Linked DNA regions of Homo sapiens: region 2 is linked to region 1. The links are chromatin loops, found by intact Hi-C in ENCODE. Cell type or tissue: A673. All regions are shown on one strand. Links, peaks and the distances in the headings refer to the core of each region. The heading gives the core; the rest is flanking DNA. Region 1 overlaps DNAJC13 (DnaJ heat shock protein family (Hsp40) member C13). Region 2 overlaps ACAD11 (acyl-CoA dehydrogenase family member 11).

Region 1 (15,938 bases), core at 515-8,514:
TCACAAGAAAATACTCTGCATAGGTATCTTCCTCCTTGAATTACATATAAGTCGGTAATTGTAGGTTCAAATAATAGAGTCCAGCTTCAGAGGGACGACTGACTTGAGGACTTCTTTGGGTCTGCCTTAATGAGATGTGTCTGGCATAGTGCCTGCTATGGAGTGTTTGATGAATGCTAGTTCTTGCTCCATATTTGGGTCTTTCCTCACTGGCCTTCTTCCTTGTTGCTTTGGAAGTTGGTTTTTCTTTTTGTCTTCCAACATCCAGTCCTTGATTTTATGTTCAAAGGGCTTGTTTTACTTTCCTAGGTGAATGAAATCCTGTGCCGTTCTTCAGTCTGGAGTGCCTTCAAAGATCAGAAACATGATTTGTTCATTTCTGAGTCACAAACAGCAGGATACCTCACAGGTAAGCCATACCTAATTGGTTATTGTAAGACACCTGGCAGAAGCCACTTGGACCTTCCTTTTGCCCTAAATAGACTTAAAATTGTGTTCAGAGTGTTTCTTAGGCTACCAGCTGACCTTTCTTGGAGGTGCTATGAGCATGTAGTAGACATATGGTCTTAGCTTTATATAGCATGCAAACTGTTGTTGTGTTGAATGGGTACTGACTAAAGCATGTATTTTGTTCAGTTTTGATCCAGTTAATTGGGTCATAGAATATATTTGGAGCATGTCTGTATTAAAGTATTTATCTTGTAAAGAGAAGGAATAAATATCTGCTGAGGAATATCAGTGTCAGAAACATGATTCATCATTCCATATCTGTCAGAATAACAGATTAAAACTCCAAATATGTATAATTGTATGTAAAAGATATTCTTGGCTGGGCGCGGTGGCTCACGCCTATAATCCCAGCACTTTGGGAAGCTGAGGCGGGTGAATCACGAGGTCAGGAGATCGAGACCATCCTGTCTAACACAGTGAAACCCCATCTCTACTAAAAATACAAAAAATTAGCCAGGCGTGGTGGCGGGCACCTGTAGTCCCATCTACTCGGGAGGCTGAGGCAGGAGAATGGTGGGAACCCGGGAGGCAGAGCATGCAGTGAGCCAAGATTGCGCCACTGCACTCCAGCCTGGGCGACAGAGCAAGACTCTGCCTCAAAAAAAAAAAAAAGATATTCTCCTAAGTTTCCAGTGATTTGTTTATGGTTTTGCTAAATATTTAGGGTGTGTCGTTTTATGGGGGTGGAATACATAGGTATCATGAATGAAAGGATGTTTTACTGCTTTGGTTTCAAAAGATACTATGTTTAAAACTCAGAACATTTGACACACTAATTGCATAATTTTAGAATAGTCATTTTCATATAGGCTTCAACATAAGTCAGACTCTTGCTGAATGCTAAAGAGGCAATATCTAGTCTGCTATAAAAGTTCTTAATTTGAAATTAACCTTAGGAATATGAGGCGGTTCTTGCTGTCTGCCTGAAATTGTAGTATATAAAAAGATGTCAGCCCTGCATTCTCTCCTAACCAAAGATGATAAACTAAGAGAAAAAATTATCACCCAGGGTTTCTAAGCCATTGTAATTGTTTTAATCTTGATTGCTAGTATAGAAGTTTATAAGATCATGAAGACTTTATCTTGAATATTCAAAATTAGAGGCTTTGGAGGAAATTTTACCTGGTTTTAATTTTAAACTTGGTGTGACACTTTTTTTTCTTCACCATAACCACTTTAATATTGACACTCCTAAAGTTGGAGCAGAGTCCTAAAATTTATAAACATGCAGTGCTTTGGCTGCAGGTCATGTCCTGTTCAGAACAGTGTCATAGGTTTTTATTTTAACTTTTCCATCCCCTGTCCCTCATATCTATGGAGAAAAATACCTAGACTGTGTTCTCAGTCTGTCCCATATCTCTCTTCAGATTTGGTGTTAAAATTATAGCTTCTAAGTAGGAGTTTGTTCTTATAGGCAGTATAAAAACTTTACCTCTTTAGCCTATGTCCAAAAGTTCACATACCACGTTTTCATGGCATTACATTCATTACTTTTTGTATAAGGATGGTATGATTGAAAAAAAAATCTGCCTTATTTTTATTTTATTATTTATTTTTTTGAGACAGTCTTGCTCTCTCACCCAGGCTGGAGTGCAGTGGTGCGACCTCAGCTCACTGCAACCTCTGCTCCCTGGATTCAAGTGATTCTCCTGCCTCAGCTTCCCAAGTAGCTGGCATTATAGGCTTGCACCACCACACCCAGCTAATTTTTGTAATTATTATTATTATTATTATTATTTTAGTAGAGACGGAATTTTGCCATGTTAGCTATGCTGGTCTCAAACTCCTGACCTCAGGTGATCCACCCACCTCGGCCTCCCAAAGTGCTGGGATTACAGGCGTGAGACACCACACCTGGCTTTTTTTTTTTTTTTTGCGACGGAGTCTGGCTCTGTCACCCAGGCTGGAGTGCAATGGTGCAATCTTGGCTCACTGCAACCTCTGCCTCCCAGGTTCAAGCCATTCTCCTGCCTCAGCTTCCCAAGTACTTGGGATGATAGGCATGTACCACCATGCCCAGCTAATTTTTGTATTTTTAGTAGAGGCTGGTCTCAAACTCCTGACTTCAGGTGATCTGCCCACTTCGGCTTCCCAAAGCATTGGGATTACAGGCGTGAGCCAGCATGCCCGCCCTCTTTTTTTTTTTTTTTTTTTTGAGACAGAGTCTTGGTCTGTTGCCCAGGCTGGAGTACTACAGCATGAGCTCAGCTCACCGCAACCTTTGCCTCCCGGGTTCAAACGATTCTCCTGCCTTAGCCTCACAAGTAGCTGAGATTACAGGTGTGCACCACCATTCCCAGCTAATTTTTGTATTTTTAGTAGAGACGGGGTTTTGCTGTGTTGGCCAGGCTGGTCTCGGACTCCTGACCTCAAATGATCCACCCGCCTCAAATGATCCACCCGCCTGGTACTCCCAAAGTCCTGGGATTACAGGTGTGAGCCACTGCACCTGGTCAGCCTTATTTTTCTTAACTAAGAGTAAATTGGCCCTGAAGAATAGTAATGTGTATATTATAAGCTTCTCTACAGGAAAGCCTCTTCTAATTCTTCTGTTCAGTCTTATCTATCATTCTTTGACTTAACTTGATGAAATAAAAAACATATGTCCTTGACTTACAGAGTGTGAACCAAAAGGTCTGTGGTTAGAATCCAGAAGAAATAGGGGTTTATCTTCAGAAACCTGGACTTCATTTGGTCCTCACCCCCATCCACATGCTTTAGTAACTATAGGGAAAAGGTATAGGCAGTAAAAAGCTTCTTGTCTGTGCCTTTCCTTTTACTTGGATCCATGCGGTGGCTTCTGAATGAGATATGAAAAGTGGCTGTGAAGGGGTTAGAAGAAGGTTAGGGAAAAAGAAAAGTTGGGGTATACAAATTTCTTCCCATCCCTGAGCCGGCTTAAGGGACAGCAAGTTCTGTACAGGTCTGGCCAAATGGGGAGATGGTATAAAACCCAACCAGGAAGGGGCATGGAGATAATGAGTCTTCCAGAAGGCCATTACTGAAGCCTGCAGACGTGTCCATGTAGAACAGTCTGGATAAGCTGTAAGCATTGTTGACCCCAGAATTGTGAAATTCTGAGCATGTTATCAATCTGGGATGCTCTTTTTTAGCGATGTCAGTTGCTGGAAATTTTTTCATCAGCTCTAGTCTGTCCTATTTGAAAGGACCAACTTGCCAGGTGCAATGGCTCATGTCTGTAATCCCAGCAATTTTGGAGGCCAAGGTGGGCGGACTGCTTGAGTCCAGGAGTTCCAGACCAGCGTGGGCAACACGGCAAGACCCCGTCTCTATAAAAAAATACAAAAATTTAGCCAGGCATGTTGGTGCATGCCTGTAGTCCCACCTACTCGGGAGGCTCTCTTGAGCCTAGGAGGTGGAGGTCACAGGTGAGCTGAGCTCTCACCACCACACTCCAGCCTGGGCAATAGAGCAAGACCTTGTCTCAAAAAAAATTAAGTTACATTAAAAATGAAAGAACTATTTCAAGAATTAAAGCTTCTAACTCTTGCTGTCTGCCTGAAATTGTAGTATATAAGATGTCAGCCCTACATCCTCTAACTACAGATGATGTAGGCAAATTAAGAGATAAATTAGGTAAATTTACTGCCAGTTGGATTGATGTGTGCTCATTGCTTGAGTTGCCAAATGTTTTTTGTGTTTGAGCTTTTCATTGATGTATTGTGTATCATGTGTTTGATAAAAGGGGCATGTAGTTCTAATAATGATAAAATCCCATGATGTGGAACTCCAGGAATTTATAGTGTTGTGTTGAATTGGAATTTCATTTAGTTAAAATGTGCCCCGTGCTACTCCCAAACTTCAGAAGATACAGATTGTACCCAGCCCCTCTGTAATCATTGAAATCAAGGTTGCTGTGACAACACACATCACCAACCCTTTCTTCTAACTGATATCTTTAGGTGAGTTTGGCAGGTTAGGTGGATTTTGTTTAGGACATGGGGAAAGACAAAGGAGTTAATTACTACTTCAAAGTAAGATAAAAATGACCAAAACTACGTTTTCTTCTCTCTGGCTGCTGAGTAAATGTCATTCAGTCACATGCCCAAGATTTGGGGTAAAAATTTTAAAGTCCTAGGTAGGATTACTCAATCTTGATAAATTTAAATGAGACTGCCTATTTCCATAGGTTCTCTAGCCTGGCATATTTTGTTTTATGATAAATGCTTATTTAAAGGTGCCTCAGTGGAATTTTTCCTGTGATGCAGATAAATTGTGGTTACTCATTATCCAGGGCCCTTGATCACTTAGCCATTTATTAGGTTCTAGAACAGCTTGGTGCTGATGGTCTCAGAGCCTCATAAAAAATAATTTCAGCAGTGAAAATCCTCAAATTACCTAACCTAGAAAATCAGTAGCAAAAGAAGGAACAACAGGAAAAGGAACAGAGGCCAGGGTGAAGATGCTTCTAGGAGCCAGAATTGGAGATGAACTTTTCACATATACATTTCATCGTGGTAGCCAATTCAGTTTTGTGGGATTCTCTGTAAATTTTCCATCTTTTCTCATTTCTCTGAAGTCCAGCAGCCTTGTGCAATCTTGCCACATGCCCATTCCTGGCAGCCCCTGCTCTTCCCATCTTTCTCTGAAGAACACAACTGCCCTATTCTGTGCAAATGACCAGGCAGCACCTTTTAGCCCCAAGAAACCAGACACATCCTCAAGGAGAGGCCAGGGTCCTGGGGAGAGCATCTCGGATTTCATTTGTAGAACTATCCGGGAATTGATTTTGATTTGCCTTTCCTAAAGAGGCAAATGATGGTACTAAAATTTGGTTTCTTCCTTCTAAGCCCATCATTTCACCATTTAGATTTTAGCTCAGAGGTTCCCACATTTTCTCAGTTCACAGTGCCCTTAATAGCTCAGTAATTTTTTCATCCGTCCCCAAGCCAAAAGAAATACCTAATAATTTAGTTTATGAAGTAATTGCAAGACAACTTGAAAGTAGTTGTTTGTATGGTGGTCAGCAGATGGCGCTGTGTTTCAAATTTAAAATACCCAGCAGTTAGCTGGATGATGTGGCAGGCAACTGTAGTCCACATGGACAGGCCGAATCCGCTACTCAGTAGGCTGGGGTGGGAAGATCACTTGAGCCTAGGAGTTCAAGGCCTGGATAGGGGAGTTGCTTGAGCCCAGGAGTTCAAGGCAACATAGTGAGACCCCCATCTGTTAAATACACACACACACAGAGGGGCAAAGGGAATAAATAAATATCCAGCAATGCCCCAGGGTGCCTCAGCACACAGTTTGAGAACTGCGTCATTAATCCACTTTCTAGATGCAGCATTCATGGTTTGGTCTTGTAACCTACTATTTTGATGGGAACCAAGTTGAGCCCACAATCAGAATTGCTCAGAAACTACACAGTCTGGAGTGTTTGAGGTCTTACTGTTAAGGGTTACATCTTTGATGACACCTACTGGATGGTTTTGCAGTAATCATGCTGCAGCCTAAAGTTCAGAGAATATGAGGGTGGTGGGAAATGATCACAGGGTGCTGCTGTAGCTCTGAACTGCGTTGTCAGAAGGGTTTGTTGACCTGGTGGCCTTTTTCCTGAGCAGACTGTGAAAGGCCTGGCATCCTGATTGGCTCAAGGCAGGAGTTGATAGATGCAGGCTCCCACAGTACCTTAAAAAGGAGAAATATTTTTTGTAAGTTCTACAAGTACAAGGTTTTTATAAGTACAGCGTTCCAAGTACCTGGGCACTCTGGTTGGCTTCAGTTACAGCTCACACAGGCTGAGTCATCTCTGCCTATGTATCTATACAAGCCATTTCACATCCATAGTACCAATACTTTTAAGGTCAAAAACAAGATGAATCTGAATGGTGGCCTTTTTGTCCTCCACCAATCCCTGTTTCTACCTTCATCAAACTACTCTGCTGTTTGCACTTCCTCACAACTTCCCTTGCTGCTTATATTTCTTTTTTCCCCTCAGGTGTCTCTCCTTCCCTTCTAACTGGCAGCAGCCCCCTTCACCTCAGGAGCGGGCTTTAGATCCGCTCTGCCAGGCAGCTTGCTAACTTCTGTGTAGCTCTCTGAAGCAGGTAGAGAAATGTTTTGCTAAATGCATGCCGCTCCCACTGCCTTTCTAGTCCTAACCCTCAATGTTCCTTAGTTGTTTGCCTTGTTTCCTACAATTTCAGCTAAAACTATTGCTCAGTATGCAGTATTATGCTACAGTGTCCCTTGCAAGTACTTGTTAGTTTGTGCAGTGCTTCTGAGATGTAATTAAATGTTTATGCAATGTTTAAAATAAACTCTAGAGGGCTAAAGCCATTAATATGCCCATAGGACACATCTCGATAAATGCTGGCATATATGGCATTTTCATGCAATAGAAACTGTTAGAATCAAGGGAGAAATATAAGACTAAAATATCAGTACCCTTTCACATAGCATTCTTGTTTTAACCTATGACAGATGGATGTCCAGAGCCTTTTCTTTTTCAGAGTCCTTGGTTTAGCAACCCTTGTTCGTTTGGTGTTACTTGTTATAATAGCATTTCTTTGCACCAAATGAAAATAGGTTAGTTTGAGTGTTGACAGAAGTGTTTATGTTGAATTTTGTCACATATGACTTTTGGATGAGCTGAGTGTAGAGTTTCTTTTGTCTGTCTGTTTCCATTTTTTCCATTCGACATAGTTCTTTTCAGTGCTCGGAATTTTTTGAAAGATTGAATTTCCCAAATGTAAGAAAGAAAATTTTATCCATATTTCCACACCAGTGTTACTGTCCAGCATACATTTTGAAATGATTTCTAGTCTATAGTGTAGGCAAACATGAAAATAGTACTATGTAGCTGTTTATTAAGGTATAGATGTAATTTAGGTAATTGAAATAGATGATTAGTTTTGTGTGATGGAGTGCCTGAGCAGGTTCTGACATTTTTATAAAGGTCAATGTTTTCACTTGACTGCTTTCTAGAGGTGTGTGTTTACCTTTCTCTCTTGCAGGACCTGGAGTTGCTGGCTACCTTACCGCAGGTACATCTACATCAGTCATGTCTAACCTGCCACCTCCTGTAGACCATGAGGCAGGCGACCTTGGCTATCAGACTTGAAATATTCACGAGAGACAATAAACGCTGAAAGGCCAGTGCCAAGTCCACATTCCTCCAGCTGATACGTTGAAGCAAACTCTTACTGCCTTTCTCCTGGTTTCATGACAGTGTTATTCCTTTTTCTATAAATATATTTTTAGGAAAAAAAGTCAGTGATCCTAATTGTATCACATTATAAGAAAGCACTCTGTGGATCAACATAAGTGGGTACACAAGAATTTTTTTTTTCTTGGTGTATGTAAGCACATTTGTTCCTTTATATCTGTTTACAAAACTGTGAATCAAAAAGACAAAACTTTCTTCCTAGTTTTTGTAATTTTTTTTTTGAACTAGCATGACTGTAGGGTTGAGCTACAGTCAACAAAAATTGGGCTAAGTCACTTTTCCCCAGGAAAGAATATTTCCCTCTCCTGCATCAAGTCTGCGTGGCCATCCTCCCCCCACCATCCAAGACTATTAGGTTTTGTCCCTGCACCCTTCACTGGCATCCTCAATCATTAACCTTCTGAAAGCTCACAGTACACATTAGTATGTATAACTGGCTTTACCAAATTGAATGAAAAGGAGCTTGTGCAAAAAAATTTAAAAATGGATGTCAAGATGTTATGTAAAAGATGAGTGTAATTGTGAAATGTTCTATACACTATCAAATATATAAAGCTTTCTATATTGAATGTACATTATACAGATCATTCATATGTGTACATAAAATTTTAAAAATAAAGGGAATTGACTGCTTTGTTAATGAGATATATTTGTTCTAGTTTAATCTTTCCGTTTGAAGACCTCATATATCTATCTTTATTTCTAAGACAGATGTAGTATTAAACAGACGTTATCTTACATTCGTAACTCTTCATATAGATGGCTGCATTAACATAATCTAATCATTCCTAACTTTAATATTTCAGCCACATCTAAGTTTCCAGACACAGCATCTCATTTATTTTTCATACAACATTCAGGAATGGGTCAGGCTGTTAATAATATGTGACATTAATTCTACTATTTTTAAGAAGAGAAAATTAAATAGCCAGAAGATTTTTCAAGTAACAAATCTCAGCACATAGATTTTCTAGTGTGACCACAAACTACAAGAAAATATAAACATGGAGAATATAAACAAACAGTTCTTAAAGAATGGGGAAATACCCACACTTCCAAGTTTCCTTTCAAAGCAAGAACCAAGTTTATTCCACAGTTGATGTGTAAGAACAGCCAAAATGGAAACTTACTCCTATTCCAAATCACTAATTCAAACTTCTGCATCAAGTTTATCATCTCTAACAGATTATAGAGTAATATGTTAATGGAAGTATTTTAATATGTAACTAGGGTTTTAGTTTCTAGACAATAGTTGGGTATAAAAATGTGTTCACTAAAAAATTATAACAGCTAAATTGGGATTAGGTATTTAGGAGAGCATAAATCAACATAGCAATGTTTTCTTTTAAATACTAAGAATATAAGTATTGTGAATACAATAGTTAAAGGCCCGTTAAATTAGTCTACGATCATTGATGTTTAGATGCCAACAATACTTAACCTTTATTGAATATTTACTGTCTGCTAAGTATTGCATAATCTCATTTAATCCTCAGAACGAACCTGTGGGCCAGTTAATCCTCAGAGCAAACCTGTTGGCCTGGTACTGATATAATTCCCATCTTCCAGGTGAAGAACATGAGGTTCAGATAAGTAAAGCAGCTTACTAAAAGTCACACAACTAGTAAGTAACAGAGTAAGAAATCAAAACTCTTATGTGACACTGAGGTCTGTATTCTGAGCCATAATATGAAGACAACAGCAATGTCAGGCAAGTGTCTGTGATGGGGAAAGCTGAGTTTTGATCTTTGAGGGTGGAGGCTTTATCTGAGATTTAAGCATGAAGTCGTTTGCCTCAGTCCTGAGTTATAAAAGACAGCTTGAGCAGGGTAACAGGAAAGTATATATAGGACACCTGGAGGGGTGGGGGTTGTCTGGTATGGCTGGGGGATAAGGGTCCAGAGAGAACCCAGCCTGAGACCCAGGGAGGAGCCAGCTGGACGGTGTCCTAAGTGCCAAGCTGACGCATTAACATCAAACCTAATAGTGATTCAGGAATGAGATCTGTATTTTAAAATAAACAGCAGTGTGGAATGATCACTTTGGTGCGTTTGTTGGGAGAGGGGCTGTTTAGAGGTAGCAAAACTCAGAGATACACTCTAGTAACCCACAGTCCATCTAAGGAGCAGTGCAGAGGCAGAACACTGGAAATGGGCAAGAGACCATGCCGGACCCTCGTCCGTCCACTGAGGATCATCACCAGATGCTCAGCTCAAGAATCCCTTTCAGTCTAGAACTTCTGTGATCCTTCTCATGCTTAAATTGTTCATTATATGATGAATATCGTGTAAATAAGCTTTATTAGGATTTTGAGAAGAGCACTGTGAAAAAAAAGTTGCAGATAAACTTTCTTGCAACCTACTCTGACTAGGAATTTCACCGCCTCCTTGAGTTTTTGGGAAGGCATGGCCCTCCTTTTACTGGCCAGTAGCAGTGTGACCAAGGAAGGCAGACTTCTTTGTTTCCTTATCTATAAGGTTCATTCTGAGCCCATTCCTCAAAGGGGTGTTATGAGAATTAAATAGGGGTGTTATAAGGCCAAAAAAATCAAATTCATTCCCCTTGCAATAAGATAAAAACCAGTGGTTATGAGGAATTGGATGTATGTGCTTTCTGTCCAATGAGTTATTAATTAGGTATTCTTTTAAAAGACTGAACTCCTTTTGCAATATGTAGTTGCATGGTCACATGTGTGCTCATGCCACTTTTGTGATGGGAGAGGGGAGGACAAGGACTTCGGGGAAGTTAGTCATTAGGGACTAAATGGTTGTATCTTCCCCCAAAATTCATAGGGTGAGACCCTAACCCCCAGTGGTATTTGGAGATGGGGCCTCAGGGAGGTAATTAATTAGTGTTAGATGAGGTCATGAAGGTAGTGCCCTCATAATGGGGATAATACCTTAGACACCAGAGAGCCTACCTGTACCCCCAAATTCCCCCACTACCTCCTTTCCCAACACCTGACATTCTGCACCAAGAGGTCACGTAAGCACACTGGGAGCCACGTACAAGCCAAGAGAAGAGGCCTCAGAATGAAAGCTAACTTGCTGGCACATTGATCTTAAACTTCCCAGCCTCCAGAACTGTGAGAAATAAATTTGTTGTTTAAGCCACCAGTCTATGGTATTTTGTTATGACAGTCCAAGCAGACTAATACATAGTGTTCGCTGGAGCACCAGTAGCAAGAAGAGAGTTTGCTCATAGATTGGTAGGACAAAGGGCTGGTTAGAGCCAGAGCCACCTCAGCCTTGATGGGACTTGGTATAAATTCAGCTCAAGCACCTTCAGAAACAACTGACAGCCTGTCCTGAAGCTGGGGAGGCAGACCCCTAAGGCTGGCCCACAGCACACACCAAAACTTGGAATGCCCACTAAGTTAGAACTAGGTGACTGCCTGGCTCCTGGGAGTGTTTCCAGTTTTTTGTTTGTTTGTTTTTGAGTACATGTTAAGTTTTGAGTATCCAAGTTATATCAGAAATCACGCCTGGATGCCCAAGGTGTTGATTCTAAATCAGAATCACTGCTGGATGCCCAAGATATTGATTCCATCCTCATATTAACCCCAAATGTTTGTGTGGATTTTGGTTGAATTCAGTGTTTAACTCATTAACTTGTGTCACCCAGTCTGTTTAAATTAGGGCAGGAGAATGGAAGTAAGGTATCTTGGAGCTGGTATGGACCGAGTTGGGGCCACCTGGGCTGTGGTTCTGGCCTCCACCAAGTGACCTTGGAGCTGTCACCAATAAGTGGGGGTCATTAATGTCTCCTTTGTGGGGATGTTCGGGAGATCAGGAATAATAGATGTAAACACCTAATAGGGTGTCAACCTTGTAGACAGGAGCGTCTAGGAATGAGGAGCTGGGCTTGGTGATGCTGTGTCAAGGAAGAACACTGGCTTGTCAGGCAGATTCTGCCCTGCTTAGGTTTCTGACATTGGGCGTTAATTTCATCTATAAAATGCCTGATCTGGTCAGGAAATCTTACTTTGGTAAGATGTTAAGAATCTGTTGAAATACGTGTAAAACCTTTATGCAAAAATGCCCAAAAGCGCATATTTTAAAAATATCCGAAAACTCAGTCCCATTCTCGCCCCAGTTAAAAACCTCAGAACTAGATCACTTCCCAGAATTATTGTTTCCCATAGATGATTTTTTGTGAAATAAATTATTTAACTCCTCTATTGTAGTGGAAACTTCAGGCATTTCTCCTGTCATCAATGCTTTCCCATTACTAGTTGTTACTACATGTGTTGTTTAATATGTTATTTAGCATTTAAAGCAAAGAACTTCACATCTGGATTATTGACCACTAATTTCTAAACTTAAGGAGTAAAAGGTGGGTGAGGTTACTGTGGGTTCCAGGGCCCCAAGAATACAGGAAATAGGGTGGCCAGTTTAAAACGTTTGTTTTGCCATCAAGCTTATGAAAGAAGATCTGTACATTTCCATCATTTTTACAAATCCCCAATTTAAGGAAATAACTTTGTAAGAGAAGAGAAAGACCCAGAGCTGTTCATGAAAACTCTGTTATTTACACAAATAAGAATGTTCGTGCTTAAATTTTTTAACATTGAAAAGGAATATGGTTTATAAGTTATGCAGTTATGTATGAAGAGTTTTCAGCTATTGTCCAATGGCAGTAGATAAAAAAAACCTAAGGTCTACAAAGAACATTGGCCTCATTCCCTGACCCCTAACCAATGTCTGTGAGCAGGAAAAGAGGAACCTCATGCCCTCAGTCTCTACTTCAGGGAAAAGTTTACGAAGATGTGGCTTGAGTCAATGAAAGAATGAGTCATTTGTCTTCAAAAGGAAAGGTCATATGGAAGTAATTCTACAAATATTTAGCTATGCATAAGTTCAGGAAAGTCATTTCACTTACTTAAGCTCAAACCTCAATCTCACATTTTAGTATTTTACACAACTCAAAATAGCCTTTCGTATGTATGTATCAGGTTTCCCAGCATTCCAAAGCAGGAAGTGGAACATTTTTCCCAGCTTTAAAGGTAAGAGCTGACCTGAGGACAATCCTGTCAGCCCTAAAATGATCAAGGTGAATTCAGAGTAAGCAAATCTAGAGTTTGGAGCAGAAAACTTTATCAACTGATACAACAGCTGGATGATAGCACACCCTTCCAGTGGCAGGGACTTGCCTAAAGCAACTGAGCATTGTGGAGAGCCTTTGAAGGCAGCCCTTAGTGTGAATGCTGACAGGTGTATGCCTCCAGGTATGACAGTAGAAGCAGAAAAGAGGCCAAAACAGGAAGAAAAAAAGGAAATTTTGGAGGACACTAGGAAGAAGAAAGCATTGGAAAAGAAAGCTGTATAACCATACCCTCAGAGATAAGCATTGCATCTACAAAACAGGATGCCACTTTGAAAAAAAATTTTTTTCCACAGAAAATCAGGTCTTAAAAATTTTTTAATAAAAATAGAAGAAAAACAATAGAAGACATTGACAGAGAAAGTTGAGGAAATCTTGTGAAGAAGCAGAGTAAGATGGAAAAGTAGACAAAAGAGACCCAGTTCAGGGAGCCCATTATCTAAAAAATTTAGATCCCAAAAGAAATACTAGTTTTGAAAAGGGGCTGAGAACAAAATAAAAAATTCAAGCACTTTCCCAGTAAGGAAGACTATGCCACTGAAGAGGCCAAAGGAACTTCTCCTTCACCCTCTGAAAGGTCTGCTGAAAAATCAACTTGCAAAATGCAGAATAATTGGAGAAAAGGCATACAAATTTATTTAATGAGTATACACAGGAGCCTTCAGAATGAAAGCCCAAAGATCCTGGGGAAATTGTTCACTTTGATGCTTAGGTTCAACAAAATATTGACAGCCATACTTTGATTGGCTGTGTTTATGATTGGACAAAAGGGTAAGATCAAATGCTAAGGGACTGCATGGGGAAACCCAGCAAGGTCTGTTTAGACTCTTCTTGGCCTATCCGAGCATGCAGTCCTTCCTTCTGGGTATGGGGCGGGTCTTTCTCTGGAATAGGGGTCCTCTGAGCTATAGTCCAACAAGGTAAGTCAGATCATTTCTTTGTGGCCAGTTTTTACATAGAAAGGTGGAGGGAAAGGGTAATAACTTTAGGTTTTATGGCTGGCTTTGGGGAAAAGAGGTTCTGGTTTCTGACCCACCTTGGGGAAGAGAGATTCTAGTTTCTGTGGCTAGCCTTGGGAGAGAATGGAACTGAGCGACAGGAAGGTAGGAGAAGGTCAGAAAAACTTCTGGTTCTGAGGCTGCTTCTGAGACCTTCATTCTGGGGTTTGTTTTATGAGTCCCAATGTCAGAGGTGTTTGAACCAGAGTGACTCCACCTTGAATAGGGGCTGGGTAATATAAGGCTGAGACCTGCTGGGCTGCACCCCCGGGAGGTTAGGCATTCTCAGGCACAGGATAAGACAGGAGGACAACAGGACTGGTATCACAGATACAGGTCATAAAGACCCTGCTAATAAACAGGATGTAGTAAAGAAGCCGCCAAAACCCACCAAAACCAAGATGGCAATGAAAGTGACCTCTGGTGGTCCTCACTGCTCATTATACACTATAATATATTAGCATCGCAAATCATTCCCACCAGCACCATGACAGTTTACAAATACCATGGCAACATCCAGAAGTTACCCTATATTGTCTAAAAAGGGAATTTTCTGGAAAACTCACGAATAATCCACCCCTTGTTTAGCGTATGATCAAGAAATAACTATAAAAATAGCTGGCCAGGCACGGTGGCTCATTCCTGTAATCCCAGTACTTTGGGAGGCAGAGGTGGGTGGATCACAAGGTCAGGAGTTCAAGACTAGCCTGGCCAAGATGGCAAAACCCCGTCTCTACTAAAAATACAAACAAAAAGTAGCTGGGCGTGGTGGTGTGCACCTGTAATCCCAGCTACTCAGGAGGCTAAGGCAGGAGCATCACTTGAACCTGGGCGGTAGAGGTTGCAGTGAGCCAAGATCATGCCACTGCACTCCAGCCTGGGCCACAGAGCAAGACTACGTCTCAAAAAAAAAAAAAAAAAAAAAATAGCCAACCAGCAGCCCTCAGGGCTACTCTGTCTATGGAGTAGCCATTCTTTTGTTTCTTCTCTAATAAACTAGCTTTCACTTTATGGATTTATCCTGAATTATTTCTTGTGTGAGATCCAAGAACCGTCTCTTGGGGTCTGGATCAGGACCTCTTTCCAGTAACACCAACGCCACCGAGTGCCAGCCCAATAAATGAAAGTCAACCCTTACAAATACACATAATTGTGAAATTTTACCATATGAAAACAAAAAGATCCTATAACCCTCCAGGGTGTGGCAGGAGAAGAGGGAACCATTTCTTAGAAAGGAACAAGAATAAGAATAGCACTGGATTGCTCAATAACACTGAAAGAAAACAAGGGAGTGATGCCTTCAAAAATCTCAACCCAGGGTTCTACATCCAGTGAAACTACTGATTGAGGGGACAGAATTAAGACAAGGTCTCAAATTTACCTCCCATTAATTCTTTTGTAAGAAGCTCCAGAAAGATGTTCTGTACTAAAGCAGGGGGTACCCAAAAAAGTGTGGGGGCCAAGATGTAAACTTGCCTGTCACCCTCTGAAGGTTCACTGAAAATCAGCTGACATAAGGCAGATGAATAGGAGAGAAAGCATACAAATTTATTAACGTGTACCTGTGGTCCCAGCTACTCGGGAAGCTGAGGTGGAGGATCACTTGAGCCTGCAGTTTGAGGCTGCAGTTTGAGCTATGATCATGCCACTCTACTCCAGCCTGGGCAACAGGCAAGAATTGGTCTAAAAGAAAAAAAAAAAAAAAAAACAGACTTTACAGGGTATGTCAAAGAAGTATATTTGGGGGTGAAATACTTTGGTTTTCTTCAAAAGAATGGTGGAATTCTTCAAATGATATTGAAAAGCCATTTCAAATTAAGACAACAGGTTGCAGCTAACTTAGACAACTACCCATCCAGACTTGAACAGGTTAGAGGCTCTGGGAACAAATTCTTCAAGAAGATGAAATTGATAGGCAATATATGTATTTGAACATATTGAGAGAAAAGAAATTGATGTATCTGGGAGAAGAGTTTGGAATAGCTGGGCAACAAAATAATCATAGCACATCTTCTAAACTGAGAAATCAATAGATGACTAGACTACATATGACAGTAATGTTTCATCAAGGTCAAATTCTCGTGTCATTATTGTTAGGTGACATACTATCTGCAGCTAACTCAGTTCAGAAACAGGAG
Region 2 (15,938 bases), core at 7,495-15,494, 110 kb after region 1:
CAAAAGCAGTTAAAACTTCTCAACTGGAAGTAATTGTGATAAAAAGGAATTATAGTGAATTACTTATATTTTAATAATCCATGTTATGCATCATTAAACATTTACTTTAGTAATTAATCTAACTGTATAACAAATGTACTACTCCATCCATGGTACTTTTAAAAGTTATTTCATGTTGTAGATACAAAGCATAATTGTTATAAAAGATACTGTTAGTTTTATAAATATAAAATCCACCATTATATAGCAACATAAAACAATCATGTAATGTGGAACCAATAAAACAGAAAGCTTCCCTCATTCTACCTTGTAACAGTATGTATCAAGGGAATATATATATATGTATTTTTTTTTTTTTTTGAGACGGAGTCTCGCTCTGTCTCCCAGGCTGGAGTGCAGTGGCGCGATCTCTGCTCACTGCAAGCTCCGCCTCCCGGGTTCACACCATTCTCCTGCCTCAGCCTCCCGAATAGCTGGGACTACAGGTGCTCGCCACCACGCCCGGCTAATTTTTTTTGTATTTTTACTAGAGACAGGGTTTCACCATGTTCGCCAGGATGGTCTCGACCTCCTGACCTCATGATCCGCCCGCCTTGGCCGCCCAAAGGGAATATATATCTTCATATTAAGAATACAGGACATTCTTTTGTTCATTTCTTATGTTCATTTGGCTGTACATATGGCCAAAAAATCAATTTGTAGAATAGTATATAGCGTATGATCCAATTTATGCTTAAAGAAAAAGATTATAGTTTGAAGTCAGGTAGCATGATGCCTCCAGCTTTGTTCTTTTGGCTTAGAATTGACTTGGCAATGCGGGCTCTTTCTTGGTTCCATATGAACTTTAAAGCAGTTTTTTCCAATTCTGTGAAGAAAGTCATTGGTAGCTTGATGGGGATGGCATTGAATCTATAAATTACCTTGGGCAGTATGGCCATTTTCACAATATTGATTCTTCCTATCCATGAGCATGGAATGTTCTTCCATTTGTTTGTGTCCTCTTTTATTTCATTGAGCAGTGGTTTGTAGTTCTCCTTGAAGAGATCCTTCACATCCCTTGTAAGTTGGATTCCTAGGTATTTTATTCTCTTTGAAGCAATTGTGAATGGGAGTTCACTCATGATTTGGCTCTCTGTCTGTTATTGGTATATATGAATGCTTGTGATTTTTGCACATTGATTTTGTATCCTGAGACTTTGCTGAAGTTGCTTATCAGCTTAAGGAGATTTTGGGCTGAGACGACAGCGTTTTCTAGATATACAGTCATGTCATCTGCAAACAGGGACAATTTGACTTCCTCTTTTCCTAATTGAATACCCTTTATTTCTTTCTCCTGCCTGATTGCCTGGCCAGAACTTCCAACACTATGTTGAATAGGAGTGGTGAGAGAGGGCATCCCTATCTTGTGCCAGTTTTCAAAGTGAATGCTTCCAGTTTTTGTCCATTCAGTATGATATTGGCTGTGGGTTTGTCATAGATAGCTCTTATTATTTTGAGATACGTCCCATCGATACCTAATTTATTGAGAGTTTTTAGCATGAAGGGTTGTTGAATTTTGTCTAAAGCCTTTTCTGCATCTCTTGAGATAATCATGTGGTTTTTGTCTTTGGTTCTGTTTCTATGCTGGATTATGTTTACTGATTTGCGTATGTTGAACCAGCCTTGCATCCCAGGGATGAAGCCCACTTGGTCATGGTGGATAAGCTTTTTGATGTGCTGCTGGATTCCGTTTGCCAGTATTTTATTGAGGATTTTTGCATCGATGTTCATTAGGGATATTGGTCTAAAATTCTCTTTTTTTGTTGTGTCTCTGCCAGGCTTTGGTATCAGGATGATGCTGGCCTCATAAAATGAGTTAGGGAGGATTCCCTCTTTTTGTATTGATTGGAATAGTTTCAGAAGGAATGGTACCAGCTCCTACAAGGCTACAGTAACCAAAACAGCATGGTACTGGTACTAAAACAGAGTAATAGACCAATGGAACAGAACAGAGCCCTCGGAAATAATACCACACATCTACAACTATCTGATCTCTGACAAACCTGACAAAAACAAGAAATGGGGAAAGGATTCCCTATTTAATAAATGGTGCTGGGAAAACTGGCTAGCCATATGTAGAAAGCTGAAACTGGATCCCTTCCTTACACCTTATACAAAAATTAATTCAAGATGGATTAAAGACTTACATGTTAGACCTAAAACCATAAAAACCCTAGAAGAAAACCTAGGCAATACCATTCAGGACATAGGCATGGGCAAGGACTTCATGTCTAAAACACCAAAAGCAATGGCAACAAAAGCCAAAATTGACAAATAGGATCTAATTAAACTAAAGAGCTTCTGCACAGCAAAAGAAACTACCATCAGAGTGAACAGGCAACCTACAAAATGGGAGAACATGTGCAATCTACCTATCTGACAAAGGGCTAATATCCAGAATCTACAATGAACTCAAACAAATTTACAAGAAAAAAACAAACAACCCCATCAACAAGTGGGTGAACGATATGAACAGACACTTCTCAAAAGAAGACATTTATGCAGCCAAAAGACACATGAAAAAATGCTCATCATCACTGGCTATCAGAGAAATGCAAATCAAAACCACAGTGAGATACCATCTCACACCAGTTAGAATGGCGATCATTAAAAAGTCAGGAAACAACAGGTGCTGGAGAGGATGTGGAGAAATAGGAACACTTTTACACTGTTGGTGGGACTGTAAACTAGTTCAACCATTGTGGAAGTCAGTGTGGCGATTCCTCAGGGATCTAGAACTAGAAATACCATTTGACCCAGCCATCCCATTACTGGGTATATACCCAAAGGAGTATAAATCATGCTGCTATAAAGACACATGCACACGTATGTTTATTGCGGCACTACTCACAATAGCAAAGACTCGGAACCAACCCAAATATCCAATAATGATAGACTGGATTAAGAAAATGTGGCACATATACACTATGGAATACTATGCAGCCATAAAAAATGATGAGTTCATGTCTTTGCAGGGACATGGATGAAGCTGGAAACCATCATTTTCAGCAAACTATCGCAAGGACAAAAAACCAAACACCACATGTTCTCACTCATAGGTGGGAATTGAACAATGAGAACACTTGGACACAGGAAGGGGAACATCACACACTGGGGCCTGTTGTGGGGTGGGGGGGTGGGGAGGGATAGCATTAGGAGAGATACCTAATGCTAAATGACGAGTTAATGGGTGCAGCACACCAACATGGCACATGTATACATACGTAACAAACCTGCACGCTGTGCACATGTACCCTAGAACTTAAAGTACAATAAAAAATAAATATATATAAAATAAAAATAATAAAAAAATAAAAAAATAAAGAAAAAGATTATAAATGAATACTCAAAGTTGAAAAGGTATTGCACCAAACTAACAGAAATGGCTGTGGTTACTTTAAGGGATTAAGGCAGGATGGATGAGGTCCAGAGAGGGGAACCTTCACTGGAGGGTTCTATATATAGGAGTGATATGACATGATCTGTATTTTAAGAGGGTCACTCTGGCTACTATGATTTCAATATACTATGGGGGGTGGGCAGTGAGGCAGCTGCAGCAATACTCTAGGCAAGTTATCCAAGCTACATAAAACTGCAGACCCCATTTGGGTAATATGAGTTACTGGGTTTCATGCCTCCATATAACTGTGTGTGCTTGCACTCCCTTGCTCCTCTGGCAAACTTACACACATTCTTGTAGCTTTGTGTGGAAATATGGGCTTTGGAATCAGACAGGCCTGTATTCAGACCCTAGCTCTACCATTTGCTGGCTGTATAACTCTGGACAAGTTAGTTAACCTCTCTAATCCTCAATTTTCTCAGCCATAATATACACCTCTTACACAGGGTTAGTTTGAAGATTAAATGGGCGGGTAGCACATATAGTTCATGTATGAGTTTCTAGCAAAGAACCTGGCACACAACAGATGGCCAATATGTATTTATTTGATGAATATGTTCAGAGCTTGGCATATATAGCAAGGCAATCAAAACTTTGCCATTGTTACTGTGGAAAAAAATTGATCACTCCTTTCTCTATGACTTTATAAGAGCTTTTATTGTGGTTATATTATACTATAAATTTATAATATTATAAGTATTATAAATTACTATACTAGCTAGATTTGTGAAACTACTGAAGAGGATGGATGCATTTTTCTCTTACATCATTCTATTTGTTATCTATGCTTTTAACATCCAAAGTAAAGATGAGGCACTTACTTATGCTATAAATGATTACTTTTCTTTTTTAATACAATTGGGAAACTTCTCTGGAGTTACTTTTCAGAATATCTGAACCATTTTTGGGGTAAAAACACAAAGCTATAAAACAACAGCCAGTGAGAAAAGCTGATGGCTCATCAAATTGCATAAATTAGTGCAAATTAATTAGCAATAGCTAATTAGAGTCCTGTTGATGCCTGTTTGTGTTGAGAGTTATTAAAAGCTCAACATAACTTTTAGTGGTTGATCTGGACATTTACTAGTTCGTCTTACTGCTGCTAGGGAACTTATTAGTAAAATTATTTTTGATAGTTTTTCTGAAACCTCAGCTCAACAGAAAGCTTTTAGTTTTTTAAATTATCTTCTTTATAAAGAGATTCATTTTATGTATACTTTTTACACCATTGAATTTTATTAATATGTATGTGTATTGGCATTCGAAACAAACAAAAAATACATACAATCCAACAGAACAAACAGTAGATGAAGAAGGCAGGGAAGAAAATAATAGAATTTGTAATGAAAAGATGAAGCTAGGAGTAAGGTTATTACACATAATTGAATGTGATAGGACATGCATAGTTGTTAGTGTGGGTAGTAAAATTTGCTTTGAATTTTATAGCGGGTAAAATAAAGTGTGAAGCATGGTCAGTCACAATCTTTATAGTGTATGCAGGTCAAAAACAAACCAGCTGCTCAAGAGGGACAAATTTTCTTGGCAATGAGGCTAAAGAAAAATATCACCCATCAATCTGCATACAGGTGATATTGTGTAGCGGACGAAAATGTCTTCAACAATATAAAGAGAACTTTGAGGGGCATGGTGTAATTCCTAGAAAGCAGGCTATGCTGGAAAATGACTGAAAGGACAAAGATGAGTTAGGTAGAAGACAAGACCACATGCTGAGAGTGGGAACCGAGATGGGACAAGAAATGTGAGAGTTTGAGAAGAAGGGAAAAGATTTAGAAAAGCCATTTTTTAAATGTCACAGGTTTTACTAAGAGATGAAGTTACAGCCTAGATAAAATCATGTGGCATAAAAATGTCCCAGATCCAATTAACCTTACTTCACGACTTTATTCTGCAGCAAAAATATGAGGATTCAAGTTTAGGGCTAGAAACTGGTTAAAGTCAAGGGGTGATGGACATCCCCTGTAGGGTTATTAGAAAAAATAAAAAGTAAAATAATAATAATAATGATGATATAAAGTCAGGGTGGGAAGATTCTAGAATAATAAGTAACCTAAGGTCAGGACACTTTATAATTCTTACATTACTTGCATACATCTATAGTCAAAAAATTATTAATGAAATTGATACTAAAGGTAGTTTTTGAGATGACTGATTATGACCATGTGGCTTATGTAGGATAAGAAGTCAAGTGAAGTCATGAAGGGCTTATGGATTCTAAATTAACAGCAATCAAATTTGCAGTGTCTCAGGGAAGATGCAGAGAAATAAAAGAACAGAAGGTAAAGAGGGTGAGGTCAAAAATAAGGGGTTTCAATTTCTAGATCACTGAAGTTGACAAGTTCCAATGGATGTTTCTAATTAAATATATTTTTCAAGTTGAAATGACAATATGCAGATTTTACATTAAACTCCAAGATCTTAAACATTTCTCTACTGGTAAAATTTATATTTGGAAAATCAACATTTTCCAGGAAAACTGGATTTCTTTTCAACATTGCAGTGAGCCTATTGTGCTACTGAAATACTTGCCCAAACATGCTTTAAATACTTTGTAAATAAGTAACAGAAAATAATTTCGTTTTGCCATATCCTGTAGTTTCCTTTACTGGCTTACTCCACACATTCCTGGAAGGTTTGTCATTTAAAATTGTTTATTCTTCTTTCTTAATTGTTGTGTTTTCTGATGACAAAAATTAAACATGCTGTTGTTTTAAAAATAAAAACCAAAAAACATCAAACCCTAAACATTACAGAAATGTACAATTATGTCTCCTATAATTCTATCCCCTACAACCACTGTTTAGGTTTTCGTACATATTATGAAGCATTTACTTATACCCTAATATTTTTCTGAAGAAGCTTGACAAGTAGTCTAAGAAAAGTCAGAGAGAAAAATGAAGGGGAAAAAATGGAAAAATGAGGGTACCTGAAATAAACTGAGCATCATTGATGTGCCAGGTACCAGCTAGTTGCTCCACATTGACTGTTTCATTTTAGCTGCCCAGCAACTCAGAATTTTTTTTTTCAATTTTAAAAGGTACACAATGTCAATTTCCTGGCTTTGATAATGTACCATAGTTGTATAATATCCATTTTGCAGAATTTGGATGATGGATACACAGGACTTCTCTGTACTATAACACTGTTACAACTTTTTTGGGGACTCTAATTATTTCAAAACAAAAAGTTAAAATAAAAATAGAGGCACAGAGAGAGATTGAATAACATGCTTTAAGTTCACACTGCTAGGGAATGAAAGTTAAGCATAAATTTATGAGATGGAAATAGTTGCTAGTGAATAATTAACTAAAATTAATCCCTTCAACATAGATTCATCAGAATCATATAAGCACCTGCAATATAAAGATGAATAAGATACAGTCATTGTTTTAAAGGAACTCCAAGTCTAGTGGGTTCTAATTTGTTATCTACTATAGAGACTCAATATTATGTAGACTCGACTAAAATATTAATTAAATGACACAGATCAAATACAGGCCAGATCCTGCTATGTTTTCAGGCATATGCTTTTATAATTATCTAGATTATAAATTAGCATATTTAATTTTTCTAATCTCAGGGTAGATAATTAACAAGGTTAGAATTCAGAATTCATCAGTGCCACTAGCTCTTCCTGCCCTAAAACATCTTAGCATTCTAAGAAACTAATGAACCCAGAAAATCCTCCTCTCAGAAGCAGGATTCATTCCTACTATACTGTAATCCTAGGCCTCATTGTAGGTGCTCAGTGGAGGATTACAGCTTTCATTTGTTTATACTCTTTATAAAGAATACAGTATGCACATTTACATTGAGCAAGGTTATATTAATCTCATGTAATTCTTTTGAAGCCTCAAGAAGCTTTTGGAATTCTCTATTCTCAGAGTTTATAATAAACAAATAATAAATTCTTCATGAGATAGGGCTAAAAACCCCAAAGAAGTATAAATGAACCAGAAAAAACAGCAAGAACATGGATAAGCTAAATATTGTAACTAGTAGATGAAAACTTATTTGAAGAAAACAGCATCATGCATGTAAAATTCCCAAATCCTTTTAAGCAGTAAACCAGATACCACTTGGGATTAGAACCAGTCTCAAAGGTAGGCAGCTAACTTATGCTGGAAAATCTGCAGGACTCCTTTCTAAAAATTTTGAGTGGTGACGACAGTCCTGAGCTGTAGGGGAACAGGGAGTGGGTTGGGCTCCCTCAGTGCTCTGGGGGGAGCATTTACTTAGTACTGTGTCACAAAACAGACCTACTCAATTAATTGTAAACATAGCTAACTGTACCTCTTTAGGGTGGAAAACTATGTTATCTAGTCTGAAATCTCCATGAATCAAATTCTCTTCATTGTCATTATCGGGCAAGTTCTTCATTAGCCACTCCGATAGCTGTTGCATGGCAGGGATGTCCTGATGAGCTGCAGCTTGATATTGCTTTGTCCAGGTTGATACCTAAAGACATATAAATAAGAAAAATGGTAAAGCTGAAACTGGAATGTAGGATCTAGCAATTCTAAAATTAAAACAAAATTCAAATGCTGTTTTACTCCTAAATACTTAAGACCCATGCTGGTGATACTCCTGTCATCCTAAAACACTCAAATCAGCCTAAACCTTAAACATTTAAGTCTCTTTTCCATATAGTTCCATTTTACTTACCTAGTTTTTTATCAAGAGAAAAATACTGGCCTAGGGATCAAGAGATATGGGTTCTAGTCTTTATTCAGCAACTACTTTGTAGAAGAAAAAAAAAGAATGCATACAAACACACACACGCACACACACACTCTCTCTCACACACACACACACACACACAAATATATAGGCATAGATAATCTCTGGAAAGGGTCACGAGAAATAAGTAACCCCTGAAAAAGGGAATATGGGGACTAGAAGAAAAAAGAAGACATTTACTTTTTTTTTTTTTGAGACAGAGTCTCGCTCTGTTGCCCAGGCTGGAGTGCTACCTCCACCTCCCAGGTTCAAGTGATTCTCCTGCCTCAGCCTCCTAAGTAGCTGGGATTACAGATGCATACCACCACACCCAGCTAATTTTTGTATTTTTAGTAGAGACGGAGTTTCACCATATTGGTCAAGCTGGTCTCGAACTCCTGACTTCGTGATCCGCCTGCCTTGGCCTTCCAAAGTCCTGGGATTACAAGCTTCAGCCACCGCGCCCAGCCTACTTTTCATTTTAATACTCTTTCTTATTACCCACAGAATTTTCTAAATATTTTACAGGTATGAATAGTGTAAAGATCTTCTATTGTTCTTAGAATTGAATGCAAACAAATCAACTTACTCGTAAAGTCCTCCAACAGGTGGGACCATATTGTTTATTTGCTTTTTTATCTCCATTTCCCGAGGTATCTTTGCTCAACTTAGTGCAATAGAGCAAAGACCTTTACTTGGTCTTATCTAGTCATATCAACCTGGGTTTAAATTATATCTAAGCCACTTACTTGTGTATTACTTGATTGATGCAAGCCTCCCTTTCTTCATCTGCAAAATGGGAGTAATAATACCTATATCTTAGAGTTGTTGTAAAGATCAAAAAAGAGAGGCCGACAACTCACTCTGCCATGTAGGACCTAGCATATAGTGAGTACACTCTAAACTTTAGTTCCCTTTTCTCTTCCTTAACCCCCACAAAATGATATGCTTACAAAGGAAAGCAGCCCCATATATATCTAGTATTGCTTTCCTTTAATTTAAAATGATCTCCATCACTCCAAATTTTATCTTTCCTTAAATACTCATTATAAGATATCTCTCCCAGGAAGCTTTCTCTATATAAGCAAGGGCATCCCAACTTCCACCCTTTGAATCATGGTGAGTATCAAACAATTTACCACTAGATTTTACACTCTTTTATACCATTTTCAGGTTTCGTGAATGACATGCATGTACAGGTCTCTCAAAAATGACCATAAGTTCCTGTGGGGAAGAACCTATTGTATATTTTTCTTGATATTTAACACAGTACTCAGCAGGTATTAAACACACAGTCAAGCTTAATAAATGTCTGCTAGTCCAATTGAGAAAGAAAAAACTGTAAGCCGGGCATGGTGGCTCACGCCTGTAATTCCAGCACTTTGGGAGGCTGAGGCGGGCGGATCACGAGGTCAGGAGATTGAGACCATCCTGGCTAACACGGTGAAACCCCATGTCTACTAAAAATACAAAAAAATTAGCAGGGCGTGATGGCGGGAGCCTGTAGTCCCAGCTGCTCGGGAGGCTGAGGTAGGAGAATGGCGTGAACCTGGGAGGTGGAGCTTGCAGTGAGCAGAGATTGCACCACTGCACTCCAGCCTGGGCAACAGAGGGAGACTCTGTCTCAAAATGATGATGATGATGAAGAAGAAGAAGAAGAAGAAGAAGAAGAAGAAGAAGAAGAAGAGGAGGAAGAAGAGGAGGAAGAAGAGGAGGAAGAAGAGGAAGAAGAGGAGGAAGAAGAGGAGGAAGAAGAGGAAGAGGAAGAGGAAGAGGAAGAGGAAGAAGAAGAAGAAGAAGAAGAAGAAGAAGAAAAAACTGTATAGTTAAAAGTATTGGAAAATTAAGAGTCTAAAACAGAAGATTTTGCTGAACAAAACCTAATATAAAAACATAAGATAATTTTATACTAAAAACTAGTCATTCTGAAGGACAATGTTAAAAGTCATGGCCAAGCTTCAGAAAACTATACAATAATAGCTTTTTTTGTTGACTAATAAGGTATATTATTTACAAGAACTTGAAAAAAATAGCTATTAATGTGGATGCATTACCTGTCTTTTGCAGTACCCAGCACCTATACCATATCCTTCCAGCTGCAGTGACTGTATATTCAAGGAATGTAACTGAGCCAATGTTTCTACCGTGGCCACATATATGGCTGAACGTTCTGCTGGGCTAAGTCCAGGAATTGTTAAATCACGGAAGATTCGACCCTATGGAAGTGATTACAACAGATTATTTAAATGTGTATAATCAATACTTTGTCGAATATACTAGAAAAACATTCATTTGTGAAACATATTTAATATTAGAGTATACATGCCAAAGGGAAAATAAAAGGATATGCCAAGATGAATATAAACATCAAAACTACTCTCAACTATTTTACAGAAAAAATTTAAAACACATTTTGAATTTATTGTTCTTAATGGCTTGACCTATGTGGAGTCTGTTTTCCCTGCTACCTTATGGACAATTTGGTTATTGCCATTACAGATAGCTCTTTACTGACACCTAGAGGAAAATTTAAGAATAAGTCAATACCCCCTAATTACTAAATTTGTTTCTTGTCTATTCCATCCCTCCCTTTGTAAGTGCTCAAATTTGAACAAAATTGTAAACCTTTGCAATGCAATCTAATTACCTAAAATGTTAAATAACAAACTATATCATTTATTAAGTATCATAATAAAACATCTTAATTAACTTCATAATTAAAAGTAAAAGCAACAAAATAAGATTAAGTGTTAATTTACCTGCACATGTTCCATTACGTAAAATTCTGTTCCAATGACAGAAGTATCACTGCAGTACAGTATAGGCTTGGGAACGGGGAATCCAATTGAAAACAAGGCTTTCTGGACTTTAAATTCTCTATCAATCTAAATAGGATGATGAATCATTAAAAATCAGAGAAACTGATTTAATTGTAATTAAATTTAATAACTACTTATGAGCTAATCTTAAGGCTAGAAAACAACTGTAAAACAGTATCAACACAAACTCCAGAGGATAATAGTAATAACTTCCCTAATAGTAATCTTGGTGTAATCACTATGATTATAAATTAGACCACTACTAAAAAATGTAATTTAATTAGGATAAGAAGATGAGCACCTGCATGAGACTTAATCCTGGCTCTGATAATGTGAAGGCAATAGTTACTGTTCACAATATTTCACATATTTTATCATAAAACATCCCTTTTTCCACAGCAGTTCCCTGGCTGGCTGCTCGCTCTTTCATGTCTTCCAAGGAAGCTCAGGTAAGTCTCTATTCTAGCACTCTGCCACAGTCAGCTACAAAGAGCTGGGGGTGAGAGGTGAGTGGTGGTGGAAGGAAAAGTACCTGCTCCTTCTGGAGAGCAAGGGAGGCATGTGTTTCCAGGGCAGGGGCATGGGGATCTTTCCTGGCACTCAGGACTGCTGTGGAGCTCAAGATAACTAGCAGGAAAGTAGGCAGCTAGAAGCAAACTGGAGCCTAAATAAGACAGTGAGGAAAAAATGGCTTCCTTAATTAGGACAGATGCACAGGCTATCACTCAGGACCCAAGGGCAGAGCTGTTGATGCAGGCCAAGTAAGGATGGCTTATCTACATGTAGTCACCTGGCCCCAGACTCAGGCAATGGTGACTGACCATTCTAAGGAGGGGAAGCTATGCAGCTCATTTTGACATCAGGAAGTAAAGCAGGGGCTGTGGCAATAACTGGAAGAGGAAAGTAACGAAACCCATGTTCAAGGTGAGAGCAGCCAGCAGTACCAAGGGCTGTGGAAAGAAGTGTTAACCACTCAGGTGTTGGGAAACGAGGGGGAGGGGGTAAGGGGGAGAGGGCAAAAGGGTTAGAGAAGCAAAAAGTGGATCACAGAGCTGGAGCATTGCTTTTTTCAATGCAGAGTTGAGAAAACAGAAGGGAGTTGAAACAGAGTACTCCAGATCCTTGGCAGCTGTACTTGGGCTGAGAGCATTATGCCCTGTTCTGGTGTGTTCAGGTGGGATGTTATCAAGAAAAGAGACAAATAAAACTGTTTATTGGGGCACGGGTGGGGATTTTCCTTCAGCCATACTATATCGATATTTAATAAAAGTTACCCAACTTTTTTTTATCTTAAGCATCCAACTTACTTCATGTTTCTGGGAATATGATATGGGACCAAGAAAGTCCCATAGAATCTACATTCTCTATTACTGTGGTATTAAGCCTACCCCACAATTGTCCTTCCCCAGTGACCTGGGCCTGGGAAGCACCTGCTGTACATGATTACGGCTATACCCTAAATACGCACAGTGCTTTTAATGTTCCCCAGTGCTTTGATTTCTGTCCCCTCCTGTTCTCTGAAAATCCATAGATAATACCTGTTTTCTCAAGACAGAAAAACCTAGTTTTCAACAAAAATCTTTTAGAATTCTCACTGTCTAATATTTAGAGAGTACTATAAAATACTTATTCAAATCTTTCTTTTTATCACCAAAAGATTAGAGGATTGTCATAGCAAATATATTAAAATAATTCTGAGTAGATACTATTACATATAATAATTTAAATATATAACAAAACAAAATATCTACAGATGAGTAGCACTGAAAATATTCATTGGCTGATTTTACTTCTAGCAAACAACGTAGAGGAAAATCAAATACACAAAAGAACTGGGTGTTGTTCAAGATTAATAGCCTAAAGATAGACTTACATTTCAACCTCAAATAATTTTTTAAAACAAAAAAAGATATAATTCAAGGGAAATTTTCATTAGAAATAAAATATATTTTATATTATTTGGCAATCATAAGATGCCTTTTAAAAGTAAATTGGCTTTGTGTGTATTAAAAGCATTTATTTGTCACCAAAGAATTTATCATTACATTTGTATACTATACCTGATGTGCTTTAGGAAGAAGTGAACCTGGTGGTTTTTTCCTGAGCACATATGTTTGAAAGCCCTTCTGGAGATAAAAGGTTGGATTGGACTTTCCTGCTCTAGATAAAAGTAAAAAAAAAAAAGGTCAATTACAAAGATATGTTTTCCGTCATCCCCAAATCCTACTGAAATGTCAGAAGAAACAAATGAAAATAAATTCATCTCAATGCTGGAAAATCAAGAGGGGTGCTATCAGCAGCTCACAACATGAATTTCTAGATGATATTAAAGCAGATGGCAACATACTGGCAGCTGGAGAATCTGTGACTCACAGAGGTAGAAGAGAGGACCCCACTTCCTGACTGCAAATCCTAAGTTTTATCAGGAGTACCTGTAGAACAATGACTGATCTAAGTAAACTTGTAGAACAATGACTGATCTAAGTAAATAAACAATCTGAGAAGAGATTGTTAGTTATCAGTCAGAAAATGAATTAAAAGATGCAGGAACAGCTGGCTTAATGCCCCCTCATCTGCCTTTAGAGAGATAACCCTCATAAGTGTCAACAAGGCTAGTGCGTGAGTTGAGCTCTCTACAATGGGAGTTCTGAGAAGTGAGGTCCCACAGTGAGCATCTGGCCCAGGGAAGTGCAATGCTGGCCCAACTAACTCACAGACACCAGGGCATTGACTTTCCCTGCCAGATGAACAGAAATTCTCACCTAAACTAAGGATAGACACTTCAGCTACCAAAACTATTCAGTCTATTCCTTCACTTATAATATGGGCATTTAAGAATCGCCCAACTTTTGAAGAATCCAACTGTATAAAGGAGAGATCCTAAATTAAATAAACAGAAGAATCAATCCTTAAGGTAATAGGTAATAGGAGAAAGTAGAAAAAAAAATCTTTGGAGCTTCTTCCCAGGACTCCAACCTCCATCAGGAAAAAACAAGCATGAGCCTAGATTGAGTCTGGCAGCAGCCCCAGTGTCTATGTCTTCTATAAATCAGACCCATCCTCCCTGGCAATCATATCAAGGAGCACTGGTTTTGGTACCATCTAATCCTGAGTGAGTGCCTTTTACCATAGGAAGGTAGAGATAATCACCAGTGGTCAGGAAATAGGACCACCACAGGCTATGCTGTCTTTATTGATATAGAACAATTTATCTTTGATGCTGCAAACCATCAATTGCAACGAATCTTTTTTTTTTTTTTTTTGAGACGGAGTCTCGCTCTGTCGCCCAGGCTGGAGTGGCGCGATCTCGGCTCACTGCAAGCTCTGCCTCCCGGGTTCACACCATTCTCCTGCCTCAGCCTCCGCAGTAGCTGGGACTACAGGCGCCCGCCACCGCACCCGGCTAATTTTTTGTATTTTTAGTAGAGACGGGGTTTCACCGTGGTCTCGATCTCTTGACCTCGTGATCCGCCCGCCTGGGCCTCCCAAAGTGCTGGGATTACAGGAGTGAGCCACCGCGTCTGGCAACAACGAATCTCACAAACACATTTTTTAAAAAATGCCAAACATCTGATTGGATGCATTTTTGATGAGGCTTGTGATCCGCCTGCCTGGGCCTCCCAAAGTGCTGGGATTACAGGCGTGAGCCATCACGTCTGGCAACAATGAATCTTACAAACACATTTTTTAAAAAATGCCAAACATCTGATTGGATGCATTTTTGATGAGGCAGTTCTCTAGTCTTATATAAAGCACTGGTCTTTCATGATAGTAAATGACCCAAATGAAATACAAAGAAAAAACTAAAAGCTTCTTGTTGAAGATAGAGTGACCCAGCAAGTCTGCTTCTACATATATATCCAAGAGAACTGAACACATAAAATTAACACAAAAACTTGTACATGAATGTTCACAGCAGTACAATTCACAACAGCCAAAAATTAGAAACAGCTCAAATATCCGTCTGCAGACAAAAGGATAAACAAAATGTGGTATATCTATACAATGGATTATTGTTTGGCAATATACAGGAATAAAATGCCGATCCATGCTACAACATGGATGAATCTTGAAAATATTATGTTAAGTGAAAGAAGCTAGTCACAAAAGACTACATATTATGTGATTCCATGTCTATGAAATGTCCAGGATAGGGAAATCCATAGTGACAGAAAGTAGATTAGTAGCAGCCAGGGATGGGGGAGGAAAAAATTGGGAACTATGAGGTTTCTTTGGGGGCGATGGAAATGTTTTAGAACTAGATAGTGGTGATGGTTGTATAACATTGTGAATATATGGAAAACAACTGACTTGTACACTTTAAAACGGTTAAATTTTTAAATGTTACGTTACATGAATTTCTCAAAAACAAACAAAAACAATTAAAAGTTTCTCTTTTGAGGAAGTATCTAAAGTGGTTATAACAAAGACAAAAAAAAATTGCAGAAGCCCATTTGCATGGGAGGATCATTGTCAACACTGTCAATACAGTACTTGCTAAATTTAACTACTCCAACCATCAGGCCTCCAAATAGCCTAGAACCATTGATGGTCTCAATATAAGAATCATCATTGAACCAATAGTCAGAACTATTGGTTAGTTCTTGGACAAGATATTTGGTGCTGAGAGAAATGTGTTGATCTATAACCTAAGAGATGGTACTTTTGATGTGTCTAACCTCCATTAACAAATAGAAAATCTTTGCATGTAAGTGTGCAGCCATGGACACTTACTTGGTTAGAGAAGACTTTAAACAGACAATCTCACGAGACCCTACTAAGCCATCCATAGCATTGGTTCCCTTAGAAGCATAAACAGACAGGAAAAACAGGATGCTGGCATGGCAGCATCAGATGAGTTTCTTCAGCAGACCCCTTGCAGCAGTCCAGGGTTTACTCCATGCCCCCATTCCCCCTTGGTGACAGCTCAGGTGAGAGGGAAT

The links. A loop is a pair of places that touch in the nucleus more often than their neighbours do. Peaks named below come from ENCODE experiments on the same cell type or tissue, not always from the same donor. Only the 100,000 strongest peaks of a DNase experiment are listed, where the experiment ranks them.
Region 2: it touches region 1 in a loop (8-fold over the local background); 106 of 110 quality-filtered maps call a loop at or near these places.

The regions. Positions count from the first base shown.
Region 1 is chr3:132,530,689-132,546,626 of GRCh38, forward strand. DNAJC13 (DnaJ heat shock protein family (Hsp40) member C13) reads left to right here. Exons shown (of 56, transcript NM_015268.4): 55 at 310-409; 56 at 7,488-8,344. The coding sequence ends at 7,594. It overlaps LOC124909436 (a long non-coding RNA gene), which reads left to right and starts at 15,451. Exons shown (of 2, transcript XR_007096094.1): 1 at 15,451-15,938. In A673, for the core only: CTCF peaks have their summits at 5,494 (motif pointing right) and 5,701; a DNase peak (open chromatin) is centred at 5,543; H3K27ac peaks cover 806 bases.
Region 2 is chr3:132,631,742-132,647,679 of GRCh38, forward strand. It overlaps ACAD11 (acyl-CoA dehydrogenase family member 11), which reads right to left. Exons shown (of 20, transcript NM_032169.5): 2 at 13,056-13,155; 3 at 10,936-11,061; 4 at 10,231-10,392; 5 at 7,751-7,915. NPHP3-ACAD11 (NPHP3-ACAD11 readthrough (NMD candidate)) reads right to left here. Exons shown (of 45, transcript NR_037804.1): 27 at 13,056-13,150; 28 at 10,936-11,061; 29 at 10,231-10,392; 30 at 7,751-7,915. It also overlaps the pseudogene HSPA8P19. Among named protein-coding and RNA genes, the nearest start is that of ACAD11, 20 kb to the right of the region's middle. RefSeq lists a silencer at 9,519-9,709. In A673, for the core only: a CTCF peak has its summit at 10,702 (motif pointing left); a DNase peak (open chromatin) is centred at 10,680.